2 separate regions of the Mus musculus genome follow, and region 1 is linked to region 2. Evidence: chromatin loops called from intact Hi-C (ENCODE). Cell type or tissue: heart. All regions are shown on one strand. Each heading gives the region's core, and the rest is flanking DNA. Links, peaks and the distances in the headings are about the cores only.

Region 1 (5,754 bases), core at 455-5,454, 73 kb after region 2:
TTTAATTGGGGCTGGCTTACATGTTCAGAGGTTCAGTCCATTATCACCAAGACAGGAACATGGCAACATCCAGGCAGGCATGGTACAGGAAGAGTTGAGAGTTCATCTGAAGGCTGCTAGAATACTGGCTCCCAGGCAGCTAAGACAAGGGTATTAAAGCCCACAGTCACAACACCACACCTACAACAAGGCCACACCTCCCAAAACTGGGGATGTTCCCCAGGAATACCTTGGTGGGCTTTTTAGAGGTGTTAACAGATTTCCGGTGGTAGACCAGCCAGTATAATATAGGGGTCCGGGGTCCAAGCAGAGCTTACAATCTTCTCTGGTAAGGTTAGTAGTGTAAGTTAATAAAATTGAAGGTAAAGTTGAACAGTCCAAACAGGAGAGATGAGACTCTAGGGAGAGAGAGGTGTGATAACAGGATGAAACTGAGTTTATGAGGGAAGAGGAATCTGAGACAGGCTGAACTCACAGGTTCTTAGAACAGGTATCAACATCACTGGGGCCACTGATTCTATTGCTACAGGGGTAAATCCAGATGGAACTTTTTGTTTTTAGATCTGGAAAAGGAGTCCCCTATTTTTCTCATGATGTTAAGCCCCAAATGTTTCCAGCTTCCCACCCTCTACTCTTCGATCTCCTTTCTGTTCCTGAGATGGGGATGGGTCTCTCCCCCATGTTGAGCCTACCAGTCCTCCAGGTGTTGGGTTCACTGTCCTGCACATCTGGATCTGGATAAGATCCCGATTACCATGCACATATCGCATTAGCTTCACAGCCCCACATACTACAAAAGAAGCTTTCAGTACCACAGCAAGTCTCCTAGTCCTTTGTCCCTGGGCACATGAAGAGTTGGATAGCTGCAAATTATCAGTCTTGCCAGGCCTTTTTACAAGTCAACCTAGCTTTTTGCAGGTCCTGATATGATCCTGGATCCTTCCATATGTCTCCAGCTAAGGTGTAAATGTCTTGGTTGAAAAACAGGAAAGGTGGTACTCATCGGACCAGTTAGGGTCAAAGTCTGTACCTCTCTCCCTAGGCCTCTTGGGGTTTCAAAGTATCAGTTTGCTGGTAACAGCTTGGTGAGGGTTGACTGCTATGGCCTGATTTCTAAGCAAAGCAAGTATGAGGAGCTCTGTGGAGATCTAGTAGGACCTATGGTCTAGGGTGCAGTGTGGGTACTTGAGAGCCAAGAGTATTTGAACTCTTAGCTTTAGTAGATCCTGCAAATGGGCAACAGCTGGCCAACATCCAATGCTGACCTCGGGTGCTTGATCTTTTAGAAGCTGTTCCCTGCGGTGTTTCAGCTGTTGAATTGTTTCTCACCCAGCAGGCTTGATGTGGAAATTATGGATCCAAGTCTTTATCCTGTCAACCTTTATAGCTGTGTGTGTTATCAGTATCACCGTATGGGGCCCTTCCAACAGGGCTCAAGGGTCTTGTGGTTATCTCTTAATCCAGACCTCATCACCTGGTTCAAAACAATGGGGAGGGAGGGCAGACTCACAGGTTTGACAAATGCTTGGCCATATTTGCTTTTGCATCCTGTGAAGAGCCTGCACCATGTCCAGAAATCTCTGATGGTCATATTCTGCAAGAATTTCAGATTGAAGGTTAGATAGGAGGGGAGGAGTTCTCCCATACAGTATCTCAAAAGGGGTCAATCCCAAAATATAGGGGGTGTTTCTAGCCTTATATAAGGCATAGGGTAGAAGGACCACCCAGTCACCGCCAGTTACTAGAGGTAATTTAGTTAAGGACTCCTTTAGGGTCCAATTCATCCTTTCTACCTGCCCTAAACTCTGGGAGTGATAAGCACAATGTAGTTTCCAGTCTGTCCCCAATGTCTTAACAAGTGATTGTGTTACCTGAGAGACAAAAGCCAGTCCATTGTCAGAGCCCAGCAACGAGGGCAGACCATACCTGAGGATGATGTCCTCCAGTAACTTCTTGGCCACCACGCCTCTACCCAACCTGAAAAGGTATCTACATCCATGCATACAGACCTGGCTTAATTTCAGTGTAGTCTTTCCCAGTTTGCAGCTGACCTTTGTCCTCGTAGCCTGGTTCCCAGGCTTCCTTGCCCCTGGTTAGGGGGTTTACTGCCTTACGGGCCAGGCCGTGGGAAATGATCTCATCTACTAAGGGTCCTAGGTGGAAGATTTTGTATTTGGCATTCCTTAGCAGTTATTTGGGTTTCCTGGGACCCAGGTGGGTTCTCTGATGAATTTCGCTATCTAGTAAATTCTGAAGGAAGGATCACATGACCATCTACTGAGTGGAACCATCCTTTCTGTTAAAGTCCTAGACATTTTGTTTGATCGCTTTTCTTTTCCAGGCTGTAATGCAGAGTCAGGGGAAGCTCTGGAGGGATCAGCACTACCATGGCTTTTGGCTGTAGAGTCTAACACAGCCTGTTTTGCAGCCTATCAGCTAGCCTGTTTCCTCTTGCTCTCTTTTCCATGCCCTGTTTTTGTCCTGGGAAGTGCATGATGGCTACTTTGATGGGCAGCCATAATGCCTCTAACAAGGCCAAGATCTCATTTTTATTTTTGACAGTCTAAACTCTTTGTCAAAAGGAGTAACCCCGTTCTTTATATACGAGTCCATGAACATGAGCCATAGTGAGAGCATATTGACTGTCCATGTAGAAGCTAGCAATTTTGCCTTTTGCCATTTTTAAGGCCTGTGTCAAAGTGATTAATTCAGCTTTCTGAGCCAAAGTCCCAGGTGGTAGGGCCGAAGCCCATATGAGTCAAGAGCCCCCACTGCACCACCTTCCACGAAGCTGCTTCCATCCATAAAATAAGTCGCTTCCGCATCTGGCCAGAGGATGCGCAGTCTGTCTGGCCTCAGACTCTGAACCTGGCTCAGCACTATTGAGCTGTCATGCATGACATCCAGGTCTGGGCTCGGGAGCAGAGTAGCCAGGTTCATGACAGAAGCAGGGTGGTATCTAATGCAAGGCAGGTTTAGGAACGGGGACTGATAGTGCACCAGGTGGGCACTAGATATCCAGCAGTCTGGGGAGTTTTTGAGAATCCCCTCAATGGCTGCAGGGTCCAGCCTTTTAGACAGACAAGCCAGGGTCTGAGTCAATACCCCTTTGGCTATGCTCTGTTCTTGTCTATGTACAGGTAGAAGGGCTTATGACAGGGTGAGTGCTGGGGCCCCAAGGAATGTCTCCTTGAGTTTGTGAAAAGCTTTGTCCATCTCGGGAGTCTAGTTCAAAGTATTCTCCTGCCCCCTGGTGGCCGTATAGAGGGGCTTTCCATAAATCCAGGTACCCAGAGTCTACAAACACCCCCTCTCCCCCCACTAAGCTCAAGAACTCATGAGTCTGATACCAGGTCTTGGAGATGGGGATGTTGAAGATTGTCTCTTTTCTGGCCTGGGATAGCAGGCATTGTCCTCTGCCCCCTTAAGTATGTACCCAAGGTTACCTCACTTTGGCAGAACTGTGCCTTCTTCATAGACACCTGGTATCCCATCTGGTCTAGTTGTCTGCGCAAGGCCTCTGTCATCAAATGGCAATTGTCTTCATCTGGAGCAGCTAGAAGGAGGTCATCAACATACTGCAAAAGAGTTATTTGGGGGTAGGCCTGCCTGTACTCCCCCAGGTCTTTATGCCTCATCGAAAATGGTGGGTGAGTTCTTGAATTCTTGTGACAGCCTAGTCCATGTTAGGTGTCAGTTAAATCTGTGTTAGGGATTGCTCCAGTTGAAAGTGAACAAAGGCTGACTATCTGGTGCTAGTAGCACTAAAGAAAGCATCCTTAAGATCTAGTACAGTTAGACATCCTGTTCAGGAGACAGACTACTCAGTAGAGTGTAAAGGTTGGACTGTATGATGAATATCTTCTATTCTCTTGTTCACTTCCCTTAAGTCTTGTATGGGCTGGTAGTCACTGGAGTGGAATTTTCTTACTGGCAGGAGGGGTGTATTCCAGGCTGATTGGCAAAGGACCAGTTTCCCTTGCTTCCAGAGTTATGTGTGGCGTTATTCCCTATCTCAAATCTCTAGGCATGGGGTATTGGTGAACACTAGCTTGCCTGACATTGGCCTTCAGTTGCAACAGGATTGAAGCACAGTGTCTAGCTAGCCCTGCAAGATTTTTCTCTGCCCATACCCCAAGAATTTCGTCTCATAACCTTTCTAGGTATGGGTATTTAAGGATGACATATATTCTTATTCTTATATTCTTCTAAGGTCACAGTCAGTACATGTATGGGACTGCTCTTATTTAAGACCTGCACTCCCTTGGAGCCAATATGGATCTGTGCCCCCATCTTGGTTGGGAGGTCTTGGCCTAGGAGTGGATATGGGCATTCAGAAAATAAAAGAATGGCTTACCTGTCCCATTCCTAGGTCCACTTTTCTTTGGGTAGTCCATGAATATTGATTGCTTCCAGTAGCCCTTTGGACCTATGTTCTCTTGTTGGATAGGGATCCCATAGGTTGTTTTAAGATTGAATTCTGTGCCCCAGTATCTACCAGGAATTCTACCAGCCTCCCCTCCACCTTTAGGGTTACCGGGGACTCATGGAGGGGACATAAGCCCTGACACCCTCAGTCGTTCAGTTCTTCTATTTCAAATACCTTTGATTCTCCCTTCTTATGTCTCTTGGGAAATTCATTTTTCCAATGGCCTTTTTCATTACAGTATGCACATTGGTCCTTCTGGAGTCAGGGCCTCCCCTCCTGACATGGTTGAAGAGGGCCTATGTTGTTGATGGCTCTGTGCTGCTTGCTCTCCTGGGAGAGACTGTCTGAAATGAAGAATGAGGCTCATACTCAGGTGGTTTCCTGTGAAACAATCCCCTAATGAATAAAGGAGCCAATCATCAAGTAGGCGGGACTTCTGGGTTGGATGGAGGAAGAGAGGAAGCAGGAGAGAGTTAGGTCCTTTTTGGAACTGGGCCCCAGAGGGATAAGATGTAGCTGCTAGCGTTCCCCGGTATAATGGTGGGTACACAAGGATTCACCATCAGAGGAATAGGATTTTAATAAGGCTTACAAGATTAGGTTTTAGTTGTTGTGCCCAGAGATTGAGTTACCATTGTCTCTGAACTAAGCTTGTGTTGCGTTTTCCTTCACACTGCAGCTCATCTGGGTTCAAGGGAGAAAGGTACAGCAGCAAAATGTGGGTTTGCCAGATGTGCACCACAAAGGCCGTGGGGGATTTGAAGCACGGGGTTGGCATGGTAACAACCTGCCATTAGGAACCTAGTGGGCTGGATGAGGAGACTGTGGAGTTCTGAGTCAGAGTCCTTATGAAATAGAAACAGGTCAGCCATTGCCCACCAGTGCGTGGCCAGTCAGGCCTCCAGGGCAGAGGCATGAGTGCAGGGACATGCCAACTCCATCTTCTTTTGTAATATTTCCCACAACAGGCCTGCTTCCCCATTTCTCTTCCATATGCTATTTTTTTTTTTAACTCAGATATCAGATTTCTCCCTCCCAGAAGCCACCTTCTGGAGTCCCCTGGTCTGCCTACCCTCCAGAGTCTCCCTGTTGTTAAAGACTTTTTCAGCTATTGTCAGGAGCTCAACCATGCGCTTACCTTCAAATCTTTCTAGCCATTGGAGTTTTCGGTTGATATCTGGCACTGCTTGGTTGACAAATGCTTGGTTCATGGCAGGTGTGGTAGGCTTCCAGCAGTCTCTCAAGAAATGCCCCCTAGAGTCTCCTCCTTACCTTGTATGACCTGTCCTACTTTAGACAAATTTGTAGACCTCCTAGCAGCCTTT
Region 2 (5,707 bases), core at 708-5,707:
TAAAAGTCTCCCAACCAAAAAAAGCCCAGGAGCAGTTGGGGTTAGTGGAGTACTCTATCAGACCTTTAAAGAAGACCTAATACCAATATTCTTCAAACTATTCCACAAAATAGCAACAGAAGGAACATTACCAATTCATTCTATGAAGCCACAGTTACACTGCATATTCTCCCTTGGAGACAGAATGATTTCTGTCTTATCAGGAACCTGTCACAATTTCCTTTCATAGAGGACTTCATAAGATGTTATTACTCCTATCATGTTTAGTGTTCCAGATAGATTTTAAAAACTGGTTGAGTGCATATTACTTTTAGCTTCAGAAGACATCATTTCAGAAGGCATTTAATTATTATAAATTATTTTGATGACTTAAAAAATGTCAATACTGAGTTGTATATTTTAAGATAAATTTTATTAGTTTAATTAAAAAAAAAACGAAGAAGTTAAAAAAAAATCATGGGTGCAAAAAACCTTTGCTTGGAATCCCACTTTTGCAGAACCTAAAGTGATGAGGTTTTGCTTGGTTTGGGAGGGTGTGAAATGAGAAGTCCCTCAGAGGTCCAAATATTTTAATCCTTGGTGATGCTATTTTGGGAGTTTATGGCACCTAACCTTTAGATTGTGGAGCCTTATTGGAAGGAGAAAGCCACTGCGGTCAGTCGGGCTTTTGAGGGTTATAGAATCACCCCACAGCTACTTTTCTCTCTGTGCCTTCCTGTCAATCAAAGTGTGACCAGTCAGCTTCCTGCTGCCATGCCCTTCCAGCCTTATGGACCCTCTGAACAGTATATCAAAACGAACTCTTTCTTTCATATTGTACTTTTGGTCATATTTTATCACAGCAATAAAAATAAGCTTTTGGGGTTTTGTTTGTTTGAAATGGGGCTTGACTACGAAGCCCTGACTAGCCTGGAACTCTGAGTCCTCCTGCCCCAGCCTCCTGACTCCTGGATCAATCACAAACATGCACCACCATACCTAGGGATAAGTGACTTTTAAAAAATTATTTATTATAGTATTATATTACTATTATAATATTATTTACAATGTAAGTACGTTATAGCTATTTCCAGACGAAGGCATTCAATCTCACTATAGATGGTTGTGAACCACCATGTGGTTGCTGCGATTTGAACTCAGGACCTTCGGAAGAGCAGTCAGTGTTCTTAACAGCTAAGCCATCTCTCCAGTCCCGACTTTTTTTTTTTTTTTAAAGATTTATTTCTTTATTTACTTTCTGAATGTGAGTACACTGTAGCTGTCTTCTGACACACCAGAAGAGGGCATCAAACCACATTACAGTTGGTTGTGAGCCACCACATGGTTGCTGGGAATTGAACTCAGGACCTCTGAAAGGGCAGTCAGTGCTCTTAACTGCTCAGCCATCTCTCCAGTCCGATAAGCGACTTTTAAAAACATCTTGAATGGCTTCTTGGAAGCAGTTGACAAGTCCTAAGCCAAAATATTTAAGGTATGTAACTTGAACCTTGGAAAACCTATGAAATGATCGCAACAAAGAACATATTCACCTTTCCCACATTTCCTTGGATCCTTTCTTAAGACCTTCCTCAAGCTTCCTTGGCCCCACCCCATACCCCTAAGTAACCACTGATTTGCTATCACTGTAGATCAGTGTTCATTTTCTAATTATACCCAAATGGAATCATACCCTAGGTACTATGGCTTCTTCTTCTCCTCAGCATTGATATTCACACCGCTGTATGAGTTTATAGCTCCTTCCTGTTTATCTATGATTACTCAGAAAAAGCACTCATTTCCAACCCTGAACTTCTCATAGAGAGTTTTAGACACATTTTGCATTTTATCGTTGTCATTCACGAGGAATTAGGACTTTGTCTACTTAGAGCAGAGCTAGTATTCCATCACACACAGCTGTTTTGCCCTGATTCTTTCAAAGCATTGCTTTATTTAAATTTTAATCTAATCTTTGTGCTATTGCAACAAATAACCCTAACTTTCTGGAAGTATAATTATATTCTTACAAGTTTTGTTAACTGTAATGAATGCAAACCAGTTGGTTGTGACCCTACTTTTTTGTTTTTAAAATATAAGTGCATGGTGGGATAAAGACATAGTTCAGTGGGAGAGCGTTTGCCTACCATGCTTAAGGATCTGGGTTTAATCCCCAGCATGAATACAAAAACGAAGTGCATATACATGTGCATACACAAAGAGGAGGGAGTGAGAGAAGGAGGGCGAGATATAATGACAAGTATGTCCCTGATACCAAATACAGCAAGTGGAAAAAAAAAAAAAAAAAAAAAACTACAAGATGACCTGATCTTACTAAATCATTTACTTGCTAGACTGTCAAAGGGACTAGTATGCTAACCTACAATTTCTGTAATTCTCTAATTCATAAATCCACAGGTGATGATCTAAAACGATCAGTAGAACTTCTTAGAAAAACTATGACCAACCCAAATAGGTGGGGTTATAAATCTTATTCCAAAAATATGAATGGAATTTGTTAATTTTAGAGGTCATGCAGATCTCATTTTAAGGTTCTGGCCTTTATAACTTAGCCCTTAATTATAAGTCTGCAAAAAAGCTTAGCAAGAGTAGCTTATTACGTATAAAACTCTATTCCACCCATTAATCACAAGACTCATTACAATACTGATGGGTCAAAATACATGAATAGGTTTTTAGTTTGTATTTACTTCAGCTGCTTACATGCTAATTAACATTTAATTATAGACACTGTTTCCTTACCGCAAAGTCAAAATACAAATAGTAGGGTAGTCCTCAAGCATTTTTAAAATTAAGAAGGGAAGAAGCGCCTCAGCTCTTTATTTTTGGTGCTAGGAATCGACGCCAGAGCCTTGCATATGTTCAGTAAGCATGTTCTATTGCTGAGCGACATTCCCCAACCCACCTAGTTTCCTTCTAATGCTACATTTGACTGTTGGACAACACAAGCATTCAAAAATTGCAATTCTTTTGGGGTTGTATAAAAGCTTAAAATAATATGCTTCTCTTGCATATAAATACAGTCTAAGGGCTTCCTCTCAATATTTCCTATTAAGGCTACAAATCAGTAGAAAAATAATAGTGCCTCCCACGGGTTTGCCGACTTTTTAAATCTGGAGCCTGACAACAGACAGCAGGAGTGAACGACAGAACAGACGCAAACGTTGGCAAACGTTAATATGCTAGTCCGCCCCGAAGAAATACTCGGATGTGAATTACACGTGCTCGCTGCCTCAGAGTCCACCGAGCTCCCTCTGGAAGCATCCAACTGGCCCCTGACCTAGGGAGAAAAAGCCGGTCCACTGCACCACCACTGCAGGAAAGAGAGCGGAAAGCCTGCTCATACTCCGATGGGTTTGGCCGCCTTGCTCGTGCGCAGGCCTCACACCTGAATCCCTCTCAGCATCCAGAAAGCCCGAGCCTGAAGGAGTTCCACCGTCAGATTTCTAGCTCCCGCTTCGCAAGCTCCGAGTCGCCCCAAGCCTCCAAACCCACACAGCTCAAGGAGACCCCACTCCAAGACTAGAGTCCGCCCGGCCCCGCCCATCGCCCCATGTGACGCATGCCCCGCCCACAGCCTCCACGTGACCCGACCGGCCTCCGCGCGCAGCGTGGATCGCGGCCGGAGCCGCCATTGTTCCGCCGGGGGAGGACAGCGGGTCCTGGCGCTGGCGCCCCGACGCCGCTTAGCGGCCGCCTCTGGAGACACTCTGTCCCCGCCGCCCCGTGTCCTCCTGGTGGCGGCGGCGTGAGGCCGGCTGCGGAGACTGGGAACCTTTGGCTCTCCCCGTGGCGGCGGCGGCCCTCTATCCCCTACTCCGGCGTGAGGGTTGGCCGCGATGCGCTCGGCCTGAGGTGTCGCGGCCCTGTCGCCTCCCACGACTGTTCCAGCGGCGGCTCCGCTCCCCGGCGTCATCCCGCGAGTCTCTCTGACGGGAGGGAAGATGGCTGCACGAAGCTGGCAGGACGAGCTGGCCCAGCAGGCCGAGGAGGGCTCTGCCCGGCTGCGGGAGTTGCTCTCGGTCGGCCTAGGTTTTCTGCGCACGGAGTTGGGCCTCGACCTGGGGCTAGAGCCGAAGCGGTACCCGGGCTGGGTGATCCTGGTGGGCACCGGCGCTCTCGGGCTGCTCCTGCTCTTCCTTCTAGGTTACGGCTGGGCCGCGGCTTGCGCCGGCGCCCGCAAGAAGCGAAGGAGCCCGCCCCGCAAACGGGAGGAGGCGGCCCCGCCGACTCCGGCCCCCGACGACCTAGCCCAGCTGAAGAATCTCAGAAGCGAGGAGCAAAAGAAGAAGAACCGGAAGAAGCTTCCTGAAAAGCCCAAAGTGAGTAGTGGCGAGGAGCCCGGTGGTCAAGGGAAGCGAGAGCTCAGGTCGAGGTGGTAGGTGAACACGTTCCTTGAGAAGGGGGAAGTCGGAAAGTGTAAGAACCAGTAGGAAAGTCGCGTTTTCCTGAATGGAAATTAACTCCAGGGGTAGGTATAAATAAAAGTGACCAAACTTACAGCCATCATATGAGAACCTTGGTTTCCCCAAAAGCAGATCCTTCCTAGAGGCCTGTGAAAGAAAGTAGGCTGCATGTGGAGGTTAATGGGACCTTACAGTGACGTTGGGAAGTTCTGAAAAGACTGCCCGGTAGAGAGAGATGTCTATCTCAAGCCACGTTGAGACCTGAGACCGTCACGGAAGATAGGGGTGACCTAAAAACTGGCTTAAAGAGGATTACAGGTGTTCAGATCAAGCCATACTCATCTTAGTTGGAAATGTTAAAGGGAAATGGTTACCCTGTCTTATCCTGGTGAGTGTGGCCATTGGGTTGCTGGTACAGGAACTGGGCAAAAGGGAGCTGGCGATCTAATACGCCTTCGGGATATATGGCCCCGAGAAAAACATAAGGCAAGTACAGCAAAGTAGTCTATAGTACAGTCAAAGGATGTGGAAGACTTTTTTGTTTTTTAATAAAGCATAAAGAGGTGACAGATTAAAATGCTGAAGAAGGTTGAGAGGAGATTTCAAGCCGCAGTTTGCTGGACCACATGTGGAAATGCGAAAGCTATTCCATTTTTGTTAGGCCTTAGTGTTTTACTTCTGTATCCTGTGTTGTGATTTCTCTGTAATATTTTGTTCTGTGTATATTTGTTGGAGAGATCTTGTGCCGTGGCATGCATGCAGAAGTCAGAGGAGAACTTACTGGGGTTGGTTTTCCTTCCACAGAGTGGATCTTGGGGATTGAACTCCAGTACTCAGGCTTCTTGGCAAGTGCCTTTACCCACTGAACTGTTTAGTAGCCTGTTTTGCATAATTTGTGTAATATGAAAGATAAGTAACATTAGAAATATTTATTAGTGTAGTGGTGGTGGTGGATGCATTTATCCCAGCACTTGGCAGGCAGATCTTTGAGTTTGAGGCCAGCCTGATCTTTATAGTTTCGGGACAGCAAGGACTACATAGAGAAACTTTGCCTCCAATATTATCTGAATGTAAGTCTCCACCTTTTGAGAACACTTCAGTAAGTACCAGGCTCTTACTATGAAGAGATGTGCTCTGGTATGTTTGATGGGCACATAAGAATTAAAGTCAATCGAGTGGGAGACAGGTTCGTAAAAACTCTGTTCATGGACCCATAAGTACTAAATAGAAAGCTGACAGCTCATATGATAAGCACTCATGGTTTGATTGCTGAGTGGGAAGATAGAAGAGAGGAAACCTAGAAAGTT

Evidence for each region. Peaks named below come from ENCODE experiments on the same cell type or tissue, not always from the same donor. Only the 100,000 strongest peaks of a DNase experiment are listed, where the experiment ranks them.
Region 1: a loop joins it to region 2, with 2.0 times the contacts of the local background. A loop is called at or near these places in 1 of 42 quality-filtered maps.

The regions. Positions count from the first base shown.
Region 1 is chr15:34,152,449-34,158,202 of GRCm38, forward strand. Gm38594 (a long non-coding RNA gene) reads right to left here. Exons shown (of 6, transcript XR_003951614.1): 3 at 3,447-3,578; 4 at 1,511-1,594; 5 at 230-398; 6 at 114-139. Among named protein-coding and RNA genes, the nearest start is that of Gm38594, 11 kb to the right of the region's middle. In heart, for the core only: a CTCF peak has its summit at 3,255 (motif pointing left); a DNase peak (open chromatin) is centred at 3,233.
Region 2 is chr15:34,079,098-34,084,804 of GRCm38, forward strand. It overlaps Gm41291, which reads right to left and starts at 4,129. Exons shown (of 1, transcript XM_011245387.3): 1 at 2,645-4,129. The coding sequence starts at 3,910. The coding sequence ends at 3,377. Mtdh (metadherin) reads left to right here and starts at 3,622. Exons shown (of 12, transcript NM_026002.5): 1 at 3,622-4,316. The coding sequence starts at 3,939. In heart, for the core only: a CTCF peak has its summit at 3,715 (motif pointing right); a DNase peak (open chromatin) is centred at 3,594; H3K4me3 peaks cover 3,368 bases; H3K27ac peaks cover 2,401 bases.